Regions from separate parts of the Homo sapiens genome. Here regions 1 and 2 are each linked to region 3. A link is a contact called in ENCODE Hi-C or POLR2A ChIA-PET data. All regions are on one chromosome and are shown on one strand. The core of a region is the stretch at or near the end of the contact, and the rest is flanking DNA. Distances in the headings are between cores, read along the strand shown. Region 1 has its middle 28 kb from the start of IFNGR2. Region 2 has its middle 11 kb from the start of OLIG2. Region 3 holds the start of LINC01548 (long intergenic non-protein coding RNA 1548).

The links. Hi-C counts contacts between places; a loop is a spot of excess contacts on that map. ChIA-PET counts read pairs that join two places held with the same protein, here RNA polymerase II (POLR2A). Pooled maps may share reads with other maps.
Region 1: a pooled map shows a loop between it and region 3 (2.5-fold over the local background). The contact joins the enhancer-like site here to the promoter of LINC01548 in region 3. A Hi-C loop is called at or near these places in 1 of 50 pooled maps. POLR2A ChIA-PET finds 5 or more read pairs at or near these places in 2 of 52 experiments (CD8-positive, alpha-beta memory T cell and naive thymus-derived CD8-positive, alpha-beta T cell).
Region 2: a loop to region 3 is called in a map of colonic mucosa, with 2.0 times the contacts of the local background. The contact joins the enhancer-like site here to the promoter of LINC01548 in region 3. A Hi-C loop is called at or near these places in 1 of 168 maps with a recorded cell type or tissue (colonic mucosa). POLR2A ChIA-PET finds 5 or more read pairs at or near these places in 1 of 52 experiments (activated naive CD4-positive, alpha-beta T cell).

What each region holds. Positions count from the first base shown.
Region 1 is chr21:33,373,116-33,377,035 of GRCh38, forward strand. No RefSeq gene overlaps it. Among named protein-coding and RNA genes, the nearest start is that of IFNGR2, 28 kb to the right of the region's middle. Within about 2 kb of position 1,501, at least 12 of the 41 ENCODE cell types and tissues checked have a DNase peak (open chromatin) inside an H3K27ac peak, as active enhancers do.
Region 2 is chr21:33,035,200-33,039,385 of GRCh38, forward strand. No RefSeq gene overlaps it. Among named protein-coding and RNA genes, the nearest start is that of OLIG2, 11 kb to the left of the region's middle. RefSeq lists enhancers at 766-1,319, 1,320-1,872. Within about 2 kb of position 1,442, at least 3 of the 41 ENCODE cell types and tissues checked have a DNase peak (open chromatin) inside an H3K27ac peak, as active enhancers do.
Region 3 is chr21:33,167,799-33,172,031 of GRCh38, forward strand. It overlaps LINC01548 (long intergenic non-protein coding RNA 1548), which reads right to left and starts at 2,438. Exons shown (of 4, transcript NR_024102.1): 1 at 2,343-2,438; 2 at 1,898-2,035; 3 at 645-783. RefSeq lists an enhancer at 1,650-1,719.

The sequences.
Region 1 (3,920 bases), core at 251-2,750, 200 kb after region 3:
CACAGCGAGACTCCGTCTCAAAAAAAAAAAAAAGAAATGAGAATGGGCGGGCGCCGTGGCTCACGCCTGTAATCCCAGCACTTTGGGAGGCTGAGGCGGGCAGATCATGAGGTCAAGAGATCAAGACCAGCCTGGCCAACATGGTGAAACCCCGTCTCTACTAAAAATACAAAAATTAGCTGGGCGCGGTGGTGCGCACCTGTAGTTCCAGCTACTCGGGAGCCTGAGGCAGGAGAATTGCTTGAATCTGAGAGGCGGAGGCTGCAGTGAGCCGAGATCGCGCCACTGCACTCCAGCCTGCTAATAGAGTGAGACTCCGAAAAAAAAAAAAAACAACGAGAGTGAGCCTCAGCCCTCCTGGGAAGCAAATGAAATGAACTTCAGGCCAGGAAATGAAGACTTGAAGGAATCCATAATCCCTGATTCAGGGAGGCACCTCTCCCTCCCTCTGATCTCAAGGTGCGTGGGCATCTACCAGGGTGAGAGATTTGCCTGAGGGCACTGTGATTCTGAAGAGGTTGGCCTGGCTCCTTAGCAGACAGGAGGCCCTTCAAGGCCCTGAGTTCATTCCTGTGGGTTCCAAGCATGGCCCCAGCATGGCAGCATTAACAAGTGACTGCCTGGGTAGGAATTCCCTTCCTTTACCCATAAACCTTCAGGGAAGTCACATTAAAGCTGTAATCTTGTCACCACTATCTCTTTGGAAAATGAAGGGAGGGATTTATGCCCAGAGTTGGCTGAACCAGTAGAGAGACAAGCAAAAGGCAGGAGGTGCCAGTGTGGTGAGCAGACCCCTTGGGGAATAGTAAGCAGGCTCTGCTACCAGATGACCAGTTTCTTCGAAACTGGGAGAATTCATCTGAAATGATTATTTATGAAGTTCAAGTATATATTCACCCTGAGCAAGAAGAGTTTATTTGATTTCATTAAAATCATAACTGCATGGAAAACAAGTTGGTAAAATAAAGCATTTGTGTTGCACGTGTTTTCCTCTAAAATTAAACTGGGATTATACCCAAAAGCTGCCTTCTGTAACCAGCTCTGTACCAGTTTGGCTGGTATCTACTTCCTGAAACTCACATCTTTATGACAATAATCATCAAGAATAAATACATGAAGCAAAGCTGGGTCTTCCTAGTTCTGTTGCTGCTTGTCACTTCAGGGAAAGGAAGTTGAAAGAAAGAAGACCGAGTATATTTGTTCATCCTACAAACTGTGTGAGTGTATTGTATGCCCTATAAGGTGCACATCTACTCATTGCCAGGTTCAAGGATCTTTGACTTGGACAAAGTAGAAATTTGGGATGTATACTGCTTTTGGGACTTTCCTTCAACTGTAAACAATTATTATGGAGAAGCATACATTTCTCTGATTCTTTGTTGGCCTTTCAGCCTCTTGACCCACTTCCTCAAATGTATAGTGGTTTTTATATTAAATTTTCCCCTTGACTAAGCAAAGCATGTAGTGTCCAGTTACACTTCCTCTTCAATAGGGAAATGCTTATTTTTTCTATTTGTAGAACTTAAAAGCAAACAGTTGCAATATGAAAAAAATTACTTAGTTCACCCCCCTAGAGTGTGGAAATGGATGATTCAGAATTATTATCAAGTATTTCTTTTGGAGGTTGTACAAAGTTCAGATTCGCAATTAGGCACAAAACAATGTCTTGAAGGGATAGGGACTCCAGGGTACAGTAACCCAATTTGAATTCCAGCCCTGCCACCTACTGGCCGTGTGACTTTGGGCAAATAACTTTAGGTCTCTGTACCTAAAACCCCAAGAAGTGCTTGGTAAGTATTATATAATAATTATAGTAATAAACATAAACTTGGCATGCTCATGCTCACATCGGTATCACAGGGACATTGTAAAGAGAAATGATGAGCATGCAGCTTCTAGCGCAGTTCATAGTTGCAGTATTATCTAGATGATTCTAGGGTCATGTGCTTCAGTCACTTTTTTTTTTTTTCAATAGAGGCAAGGTCTTGCTATGTTGCCCAGATTGGTCTTGAACTCCTGGGCTCAAGTGATCCTCCTGTCTCAGCTTCCCAAAGTGCTGGGATTACAGGCATGAGCCACTGCACTCAACCAAGACACATTTTCCTTCACACACACACACAAGTCCTCCATTATAAAATGGGAGGTGCTGATGCTGATTTTAAACCAAATCAAACCGTCCCACTCTTCAGTCTTTTCCCATCAACATAAGTAGCCACTCCTTCCTTCCAGTCGCTAAGGTCAAAAACCTTATGCCACCCCTGACTCCTGCCTTTCTCATGACCCGCATTCTATCTGTCAGGAAATCGCACCCATGCTACCAAAATACCTCCACTCTGACCACTTTTACCACTTCCACTGCTACTACCCTGGTCCAAGCCACCATTCAGAAAATTAGGACACATCTAAAAAGCATCTTCACAGAAACATCTAGAATAATGTCTGACCGAATGCCTGGGTAGCATAACCTAGTGAAATTGACACATAACATTAACTATCACATGATGTTAAATAAATGATCAAATAGTTGATCCATTAAAATAAGAGTTCAAATGGCTTAGTTTAAGCTAGTGTCATTGAAAGAAAAAAACACACCATTTAAAAAATATGTTCAGGCTGGGCAAGATGGCTCACGCCTGTAATTCCAACACTTTGGGAGGCTGAGGTGGGTGGATCACCTGAGATCAGGAGTTCAAAACCAGCCTGGCCAACATGGCGAAACCCCATCTCTTCTAAAAATACAAAAATTAGGGAGGGTGAGGCAGCAGAATCGCTTAAACCCAGGAGACAGAGGTTGCAGTGAGCTGAGATCGTGCCACTGCACTCCAGTCTGGGAAACAGAGCAAGACTCCATCTCAAAAAAAAAAAAAAAAAAAGTTCAAATTTCAGGGTTTTTAAAATAGACATATTTTTTTCTCTAATGCTAATTTCATTTAAGGTGTTTTCAAAAAGTTAAACAAAAATTTTTCTAAAACTAGATTGTGGTAGTATTTATATAACTCTGAAGTTAATAAGAATTATTGATGTATACATTTAAGATGGATGAGTTTGTGGCATGTAAATTATACCTAGATAAGGCTGTTTTTTTAATTGGGCAATAAATGAGCTGTTGATTATGTAAAAACATTCTATTTCAGGAAGAATATTTAAACAGAAAATTCCGGGGCTGAGACACAACTACACTTGATAGTATGCAATTATAAGTAGGATAAAATCGGGAGACACTTGAAAATTAGTATTACAGACAAAATCCTGAGTAGACACAAGAAAATAATATTTTTAAAATAATCTTTTAAAAATAATTTTTGGCCGACTGCGGTGGCTCATGCCTGTAATCCCAACTCTTTGGGAGGCCGAGGCGGGTGGATCATCTGAGGTCAGGAATTCAAGACCAGCCTGTCGAACATGGTGAAATACCAGCTCTCCTAAAATTACAAAAATTATCCAGGCATGGTGGCGGGTACCTGTAATCCCAGCTACTTGGGAGGCTGAGGCATGAGAATGGCTTGAACCTAGAAGGCAGAGGATGCAGTGAACCAAGACTGCGCCACTGCACTCCAGCCTGGGTGACAGAGTGAGACCCTGTCTCAAATAATAATAATAATAATAATAATAATAATTAATAATGATCTTTTTAAAAGGTAATAAGTTTTTTTCTTATAAATTTGAATGACACTGAAAATATCAACTGCTTTTGGAAGGAAAGAGCTAAAATGCACCCTTTGGATTTAGCCACAAAGAAGCCACTGGTGCCGTGACAGTGACACTCTCCCTTCGTGTTCAGCGACATCAGCACTGGGCTTCCGGAGGCACCTGGAGGAGGGAGCTTCCTTCCCACCTTGTCTTCCTCCAGCGCCACTCATCCCATGTAGGGGACAAACAAAACCTTCCAGAGGTGGGCACCGCTCACCTCTCGGTCCCTC
Region 2 (4,186 bases), core at 192-2,691, 130 kb before region 3:
AAACATCCCAGGAGTCGCCCTCTGCATGGTGCCAGCAGTGAATGGATGCCCTGGGCCCAAGGACCTGCCCAGAGTGCAGCTGCTGCTGGGTGTGGACTCCCACAGCTGAGGCTCCCCCAACCCAAGCAGCCAGGAATCTGTAGGTCATAGTGGGGCAGTCACCATGGAGACCATGAAGAGGCAGTTGGGTGTGGGGTGGTATGCTGCCTTGGCCAAGCTCTGCCAGCTGAGTGACCTTGGACAAGAGACATGAGCTTTCTTAGCCTTGGCTTCCTTATCTGTAAAGTAGGGGTGATGCTAGTACCATCTTCACAGGCCATCTGGCCTGAGAGGGAGAACCTGGCACACCACGCATATCCAATTAAGCAGAAGAAGGTGCCTGACTGCATGAGTGTCATCCCATTGAATCTTCTGGGAGGTCCTACAAGGTATGGTCTCTGTTACTCTGGGTGACATGATCTGTCCTGCAGCATCACAAGGGGTCTGTATGCCTCGGGGCGCCAAGGAACAACTCAGCACTGTCCCTGAGCTCTGTACAGGTTCCACTTCCCAAACCCCCCCAACGCAAGGCAAGGCCTCTGTTCTCACCTTTGCATGCCCTGGGGTGCCTGGTACTGAGCATGATGCACGGTTAGTTCTCTGGGAATATCCTTTGCATTGCATTGTGGACGAGGAGGGCCCATGCTCTACATGGAAAACAGACCTGGGTCTTTTTTTTTTTTTTTTTTTTTTTTTTTTAGATGGAGTCTCACTCTGTCACCCAGGCTGGAGTGTGCAGTGGCACGATCTCAGTTCACTGCAACCCTGCCCTGGGTTCAAGCCATCTTCATGCCTCAGCTTCCCAAGTAACTGGGATTACAGGTGCACGCCACCACGCCCAGCTAATTTTTGTAGTTTTAGTAGAGACAGGGTTTCACCATGTTGGCCGGGTTGGTTTTGAACTCCTGACCTCAGGTGACCCATTCACCTTGGCCTCCCAAAGTGCTGGGATTACGGGCGTGAGGCACCGCGCCTGGCCCAGACCTGAATCCTTTTAAAGGAGGGAGCCAGGATCAGAAAGGAACTGATTGAAGGAAAAGTTGCCTGTGAAGCCCAAGCCCCAGCCTCACGGTCCCATCCCCCCATCCCCCCATTGAGGAGAGTCCCCCCTCTCAGGGCCAGGCCTGCTGTTCCCTCCATCTGTGCCCCTCAGATGCCCAGTGTAAGGGGTGAGCTGGAGAGCTAAGGATCTGCTTGTTCTGGAATTGCAGCTGGGAGCCTCGGGAAGAAGAGTGGTGGGGCCTCCTGGGAGCTGGGCATGGGGCTCCCCATCAGTTCCAGCTCTGACCTCTCTGGGCTGTTCAGGCAAAGGCAGCAGTTGCTAATGAAGACACTGGAGGACAGCGTGGCTTAGTCAGCACAGGAAGGAAATGACTTAGTGCAGCCGGGTGCTGGCAGGCGACCACAGCAGGGGCAGGCAGCCCATAAGACCAGCACAGCCAGGAGGCCACACTCCCCCGCCCCACCCTGGGCTTGCCTTCTTTGCCCCTCTCCCTTCACCACCCTCCACAGCCAATTTGCTTGTCATCACCCACCTTTTTGTGTTTAACCCGTCAGCTCTTCCTACCTCATTCACTATTTTTTTTTGTTTGTTTTAATTAAGGTCGAATGCATGTCACACAAAGTTAACCATTTTAAGGTGAACAGTTTCAGGGGCATTGACAATGTCGTGCAGCCACCACCTCTGTCTCATTCCAAAACATTTTCATCGCTGCAAAGTAAAACCTGGACCCACTGAGCAGTTCCTCCTCACTCCCCCATCCCTACCCCTACCAATCTACTTTCTGTGTCTATGGATTCACTGATTCTAGATACTTCATATAAACGGAGTCATAAAATATGTGGCCTTTTGTGACTGGCTTCTTTCACTTAGCATAATGTTTTTGAGGTTCAGCCACGTTGTTGCATGTATCCTTACTTCATTCCTTCTTCCAGTGGAATCATATTCTGTTGTGGGTGTCTGCCACATTTGGTTTATCCATTCATCTGTTGGTGATTTCGTTCACTTCTAAGTAACTCCTCAGGTCCTGGTATACAACCTGCCACAGTGAAAAGAGGCCTGTTCCAGGAGTTTAAAAATCTACGTCTCTGACCAGGTTGAGCATCCTCCAGCGAGTTGCTTGACCTTTCTGGGCCTCTATCTACTCATCTACAAAGTGAAAAGCTTGGCAAAGGACATTTCAAGTTACGATTCTCTGTGACTTTTTACAACCCTGAAGTCCACCCTGCCACTTGTAGAATGTATTTCATGTCCTCCCTGCCACAGGTGTGTGTCAAGAACCCCATAACAAATGTCCCAGAACTTGCACAGTGCCCCCAGCAGATCAGGATGCCTGAACAAATCTCTGCCTTTGGGTCTTAGGGAGCCAGAATCTCTGCGAGATGCCTGGCTGAAGTAGGTAGTGTATTGTGAGTGATTCCCTTATTCAATATCCAGCCAGACTTTCATCAGTTGTGACTTGGAAAGGAAATGACCAACTAACTTGTAACTTGTTCAGATCCTCATTATGATATAGTTAAGAGACGCATTTTAAGAAGTGGGCACTAAACTACATAGTGAAGATCCCACATAAATCTGGGGCTAGGTGTAGTGGAAAAACTGCTATCCTTACTCCTGTAGTTCATCTTCTCAGCCTTTTATCCAGTACACGTTTAATGTGCCAGGTGGATGTGGAGAACACTCAGTGACAGCAGCTGCATCAGGTACATCTGAACTTGATGGCCACCACATTACCCCATCCCCTGCTTTAGGCAGGTTAGAAACATACAGAGAAACTGCTTTAAAAACATGCTTGTCCTCAACATTTAAGAGCTTTGAAATGGACCCTGATTGGAGTGGGGTGATCAAGTTGTCTTTTCCATTTGAACTTGAACTTAAAGGGGAAAAAACTTTATGTAGGGAAGGTACCAAGCTCACAATTTACCGAGCTTCCATAGTCCAAAAAGAATTTGAGGGGTTTGTCTGAACCATGTTACAGAATTGAAAAGTATTTTCATACAATTGAAAGTCAGAAAATGGGAGGCACTTGCTATATTGTTCTAACGTGTTAGCTCGTGGGCCTCACTCATATATTTAATCTTTTTTTGTTAAGAGAAAGAAGTCATACCTCATGTTTTTTTTTTTTAACTTTTATTCCAAAAAGAATTTTGGAATATGGAGGCTCTGTAAACTGAGATCATAATTTCACCTCCTTTTTTTTTTTTTTTGAGACAGTTTCGCTCTTGTCACCCAGGCTGGAGTGCAATGACACAATCTCAGCTCACTGCAACCTCTGCCTCCCAGGTTCAAGTGATTCTCCTACCTCAGCCTCCCAAGTAGCTGGGATTACAGGCGTGCACCACCACACCTGGCTAATTTTTGTATTTTTAGTAGAGATGGAGTTTCACCATGTTGGCCAGGCTGGTCTTGAACTCCTGACTTGAGGTGATCCACCCGCCTCGGCCTCCCAAAGTGCTGGGAGCCATCACGCCCAGCCCCTCCTTCCCTTTTAAGACTCCAACTTTCCTCTGGCATTTTCAATTCCCTTGCCCTGCTCAATTTCCCTTTCCCCGTATGCTATTTATTACTGATTAATTTTGTTGTTTATTGTCTGTCTTCCACACTAGAATATAAGCTCCACTGGGCAGAAATATTTGTCTATATTGATCACTGATGTACAATGGTATCCAGCCCATAATAAGTGCTCCATAAATATCTGTTAAACTAATGAAATGAATGCATGCAGGTGATTTTTGCCACTGAACTGTTTTGTAACTAGAATGCAAGTGACATAAAGCTTCATTAGGATTCTCACATGAGAAAATACAAGCAAAAATCTGATCCTGTGAAAAGTGTAGCATCAAACTTCATTTTCCTTCCAGAAAATGCTTTTTAAAAACCTGCCAAATCTTGGAGGCTGGCCTTTTATTGGTTCTGGGGTGTGGGGCAAACAAGGGATTTTCTGAAATAATTTATCAGTTACTATCAACAAATTTGCTAAAGCTTGACATATAACATTCGCCACTGTGAACAAAAGCTGCCTCCCAAAGTCCCTTGGGTAGTCTTTGCGCACACTAAAAATCCAGAGCTTGAGGCATAAGACTGACCTTAACATTAAATGAATTCATGGTTGGACACTTTGTTCTAATCCTTTGTGAAGCAAACTCC
Region 3 (4,233 bases), core at 1,188-3,687:
ACTCCAGCCTGGGCAACAGAGCCTGACTCTGTCTCATATCTAGTTACCTCTAAATCTCCAAATACATATATAGATATATTTGGAGATATATCTATATCTATATCTACATATTTGGAGATTTAGAGTTAACTAGATGTAGTTTCTCTCCTGAAGGAACTCAGATAAACAGGGCATTGCTTCACAGAGGAATCAGGCCACAGTGGGGATAAGCAGAGCACCATAGCAGGGCACCAGCAATGGCCACAGATTATGCTCACATCAAGGCTTAAAGAACATGTGGACATCAGCCAGGCCAAAGAAGGTGGTGGCATCCAGGCAAGAGCATGACCAAAAGCACCCAGACATGAAACAGTGTGGCACGTGCACACAAACTGAAAGCAGCTTGGAGCCAACACGCTATTGAACAGGAGGAAGAAATGAAATATGAGGCAGGAAAGAGAGGGTGGGAGAGGCCAGCTGATGAGATGTTTCGTGTTCCATGCTATAGAGCTTGGAATTTATTCTGTAGGCAATGAGATGCTTCTTCTCTAGGACTTAAAGCAGAAAAGTGGCATAGATAGATTTTCATTTAATACAGACCATCCTGGCTAAAATGTGTCAATGGATTACAACAGAACAAGATTAGAGGCAAATCAACTAGGTACCTGCTGTGAGCAGTCCAGATGAGAGGTGGTGCAGCTGTGACTTAGGGAAGTGGTGCTGGATGGGAAGGAAGAGACTTGGGGAGTGTTCCAAGGGTGTCCGCGCTTGAGCTCCCCACAGAAGCAGGACCTGTGACAAGGGCTGATGTGCAGGCTGTTTAGGAATTGATGCCAAGTAACAGCAATGGGGGCTGGGAGGAGTGAAAGAGGGAGGTGGGCTTGGTGTGGTGGCTCACACCTGTAATCCCAGCACTTTGAGAGGCTAAGGCAGGAGAATCGCCTGAGGCCAGGAGGCCAAGACCAGCCTGGGCAACACAGGGAGACCGCATCTCAACAAAAAGTTTTAAAAATTAAAAATTTTAAAAATAGTGGGAGGAGAAAGAAGCATCCCAGTGTGGTGTTATTGGCCTGGTTACCTCCATGGGCTGCTGGGACTGGATCCCCTGGAGACCCCCTGAGGAAGCGTGTGAAAGATGCCTCAGAATTGTCCACCCAAGACATGGATGGAAGACAGATGAGCTCATCAGCTCCTGCCCCTATTGGTCAAAGTTTTCCCCCAAGGAAAGCCACCTCCCTTGAGCTTCCAAGTTTACACACAAGCCAGTATAGCTAAGCAAGTCCCCGCAGGCTTGGACAGAAAGCCTGCCACAGCAGATACCCACTGCCACAGCTGTCAGGTGACAGCTTGTTGCGGTTGTCAGAGCAACGCCCAGGAGCAAAAAAGGCGAGCCAGGTCAGGCGCAGTGGCAAACTCCTGCAATCCCAGCAATTTGGGAAGCCAAGGCAGGAGGATTGTTTGAGGCCAGGAGTTCAAGACCAGCTTGGGCAAGAAAGAGACCCCTGTCTCTACAAAACATAAAAAATTAGCCAGGCATGGTGGTGCGTGCCTGTGGTCCCAGCTACTCAGGAGGCTGAGGCAGGAGGATAGCTTGAGCCCAGGAGGTCAAGGCTGCAGTGAGCCATGGTCGTGCCAGCACACCCTAGCCTGAGTGATAGAGCGAGACCCTGTCTCTAAAAACTTAAAGAAAAAAACGGTGAGCCAAGAGCATGTGAAAGGAGCGTGAAAGGAGCATGAAAGGGAGGTGGGCAGAAGAAGCTGGTTGGATAGAGGAAGTGAAAGGAAGAGGCGCATTTGTACAGACAGCCGCCCTTCTGGACCGAGTAACCACGTGGAGAGTGGTTCTCCATCCACCCACATAGGACGCACAAGGAAAAGAAGAGGTTCCCAAAGATAAGGGATTTCATGGGGAAAATACCTCATCGAATGGACTGCGACCCTCAAGGGAAGATGTTCCATAAGCTCGGCGCGAGTCAGGCAGTAGGGAGAGGTCTTGAGATCACAGGTGAAGTGAAGGCTCCCAGGAAGGGTGATTGCAGGGCGAGGGCCTCCTGACCTGGAGACAGGGCCCCAAGGAACAGTCATACGAAGAGGGCAGAGGACAAATGAAGAGGGAGTGGACAGAAAGAGAAATGGGAGGAGAGCCATGTGCCAGGAGCCAAGTGATTTAAATGCAGGTGTAGTGCCCTGGAGAGTTCCATGTGTAAGAACAAGTAAATCATTGTTGCTTACCTCTCCCTTGAAAAAAAAAAAATACCCTGCTTCTTGTCCTAAGTTCCCAGGCTCTCTTTTTGCCTACTCCCTCCCCAGTTGCTGAGTCCAGTCAACCCTCCTGCTACAGTATCCCCTATAGCGCCATTCACCTGCCCTCCTCTGCTCCCTTGGCCAACATCTAGGTTCAGAACCTCATTGTCTCTCTTCTGGTCTGTCCTGCCTCCTCCTCCCTCTGCTGCTGTCCATCCAGGTGGATTTTCCTAAAGGGAAAAGGTGCACTTGAGGGCAAATTTCTCTTGGCCATGCACTTAGGAGGGGGATTTCTGGGTAAAGGGGTAAGTTCACTGCTTTTCTAATTCTCTACTTTTTCCTTATCCTCACCCATAAATCTTACAACCCCCTTGAAGTGCAATAACTTTATTTCTAGGACCTCTCAGAGCCTTTGCCTGTGCTGTTCCCACTTGCCGGGAATGCCTTTCCCTTCATCCCCAATAGTTCAAGCCCCACCTTTTCCTGAGCCCAGCTCAGATGCCACCCCCTCATCCAGGAAGGCCTCCTTGATACCTCCCTACCAGAATTAATCTCTCCTTCTCTTGTGGTCTGAAGACTCTTGGCTTTCTCCCCTGTCCTATTTTTGCTTGTTATCACTGACATTGCTTTACACGCTTTTTCTCCTCTGCTGGGAGCAAGGGCAGTTTCTATGTCACAATGCCCCACTATGCCCATTAAGCTACAGTGCACATGGTACCCATCCCGAGACCAACATTCTTTTTACACTTCTGTGCTTCTGACCTAGGAAAGTCTTACTTTTCATAGAGTGTCATAGCTGAGTTGGAAGCTCTTTTCTTAGAGCCTCTTAAAATAATGGCGTGCCTTATAGTCAATGATCTCTTACATTCCATTAAATACAGTAGGAGATGTTCAACCAATATTTGCTAAATTGGAGGAGTTAAAGTCATTTTGAGTAGGAGAGGGAATCTAGACCCACTATTTGGATTAGTACAGATTTTAGTGCAACTCAGGGCTTCTGCAGAGCCCCTCCAGCTTTCACCTGTCCACTTAGTTGATGATGAGCACGCCTGCGAACTCTTCACACTTTCCAAACCCACCAAGGCAGCTTCTCCCGTAAGGACATGTTTCTTACCTTCAAGACCCCTGTTGCCTCCAGCAGCAATCTCAGTAATGACGTCTACTTCTGTTTCCTGCTTCCTTCTCCCTGACTCCTGCTTCCTGGAGTCCCCTCAGATAAACCTCCTGTGCCCAAGACCTTGTCAGGGTCTGCATTTACGGGAACCCAACTAAAATTCCAGGACCACCATATAAAGGTCCCTTTGTCGGGGGCTGGGCCTGCTCTGGATACGGTAGGGAAGTGGCTCCAGGGTCTGCGGCCAGCGAGGAGAGGGTCCGGCAGTCACCAGTGGGAGCTGTTTCCTCCCGTATTCCTCCCACCTGTCCCTACCTGTCCTGCTGGCGGGGTAAAGAGTGGGATTTACCTCGTGACAGCTGCCTTACAGCCCCATGAAAAGGCACTTTGGGCTGCGGTTGGGGGGAGCGCATCTCCAGGGATTGCAGGGTAGGAGGACAAGAACTCTCCCTGGCCTGGGAGTCAGGGAAATGGAGAGATCAGAGCAACACAAGTGCTGGGAACAGATGGGGCTTCCTGGGCTCCAGCGCTAATTAACCAGCTCTGCAGCTCAAGGCCTGGGCCTCATGATAGTAGTCTGAGGGCCCCTGGGGTGCAGGGTTGAGCACACAAGGCTGCACACAGGCAGAGGGAGAGGGGTGATCCCGGGAACAGCCATCCCTCCATTCCCTAATCCAGAGGCCGCTGCCCTTCTTGGGCCAGAGAGCAGCAGCTTCTAATACAGATCTGGGCTTCTCACTCAGCAGGTGCCAGGGACCCAAGGAGACAAATGGAGGAAAAAGAGTGAGGAACTCCTGCCCCAAGGAGGCCGCTGCCACCGCCCACTGGCCGCATGCCAACTGGACCCCAGATGATAAGCGTGAAACTCCCAGAGGTTGAGATTGGGAGACTCTCCT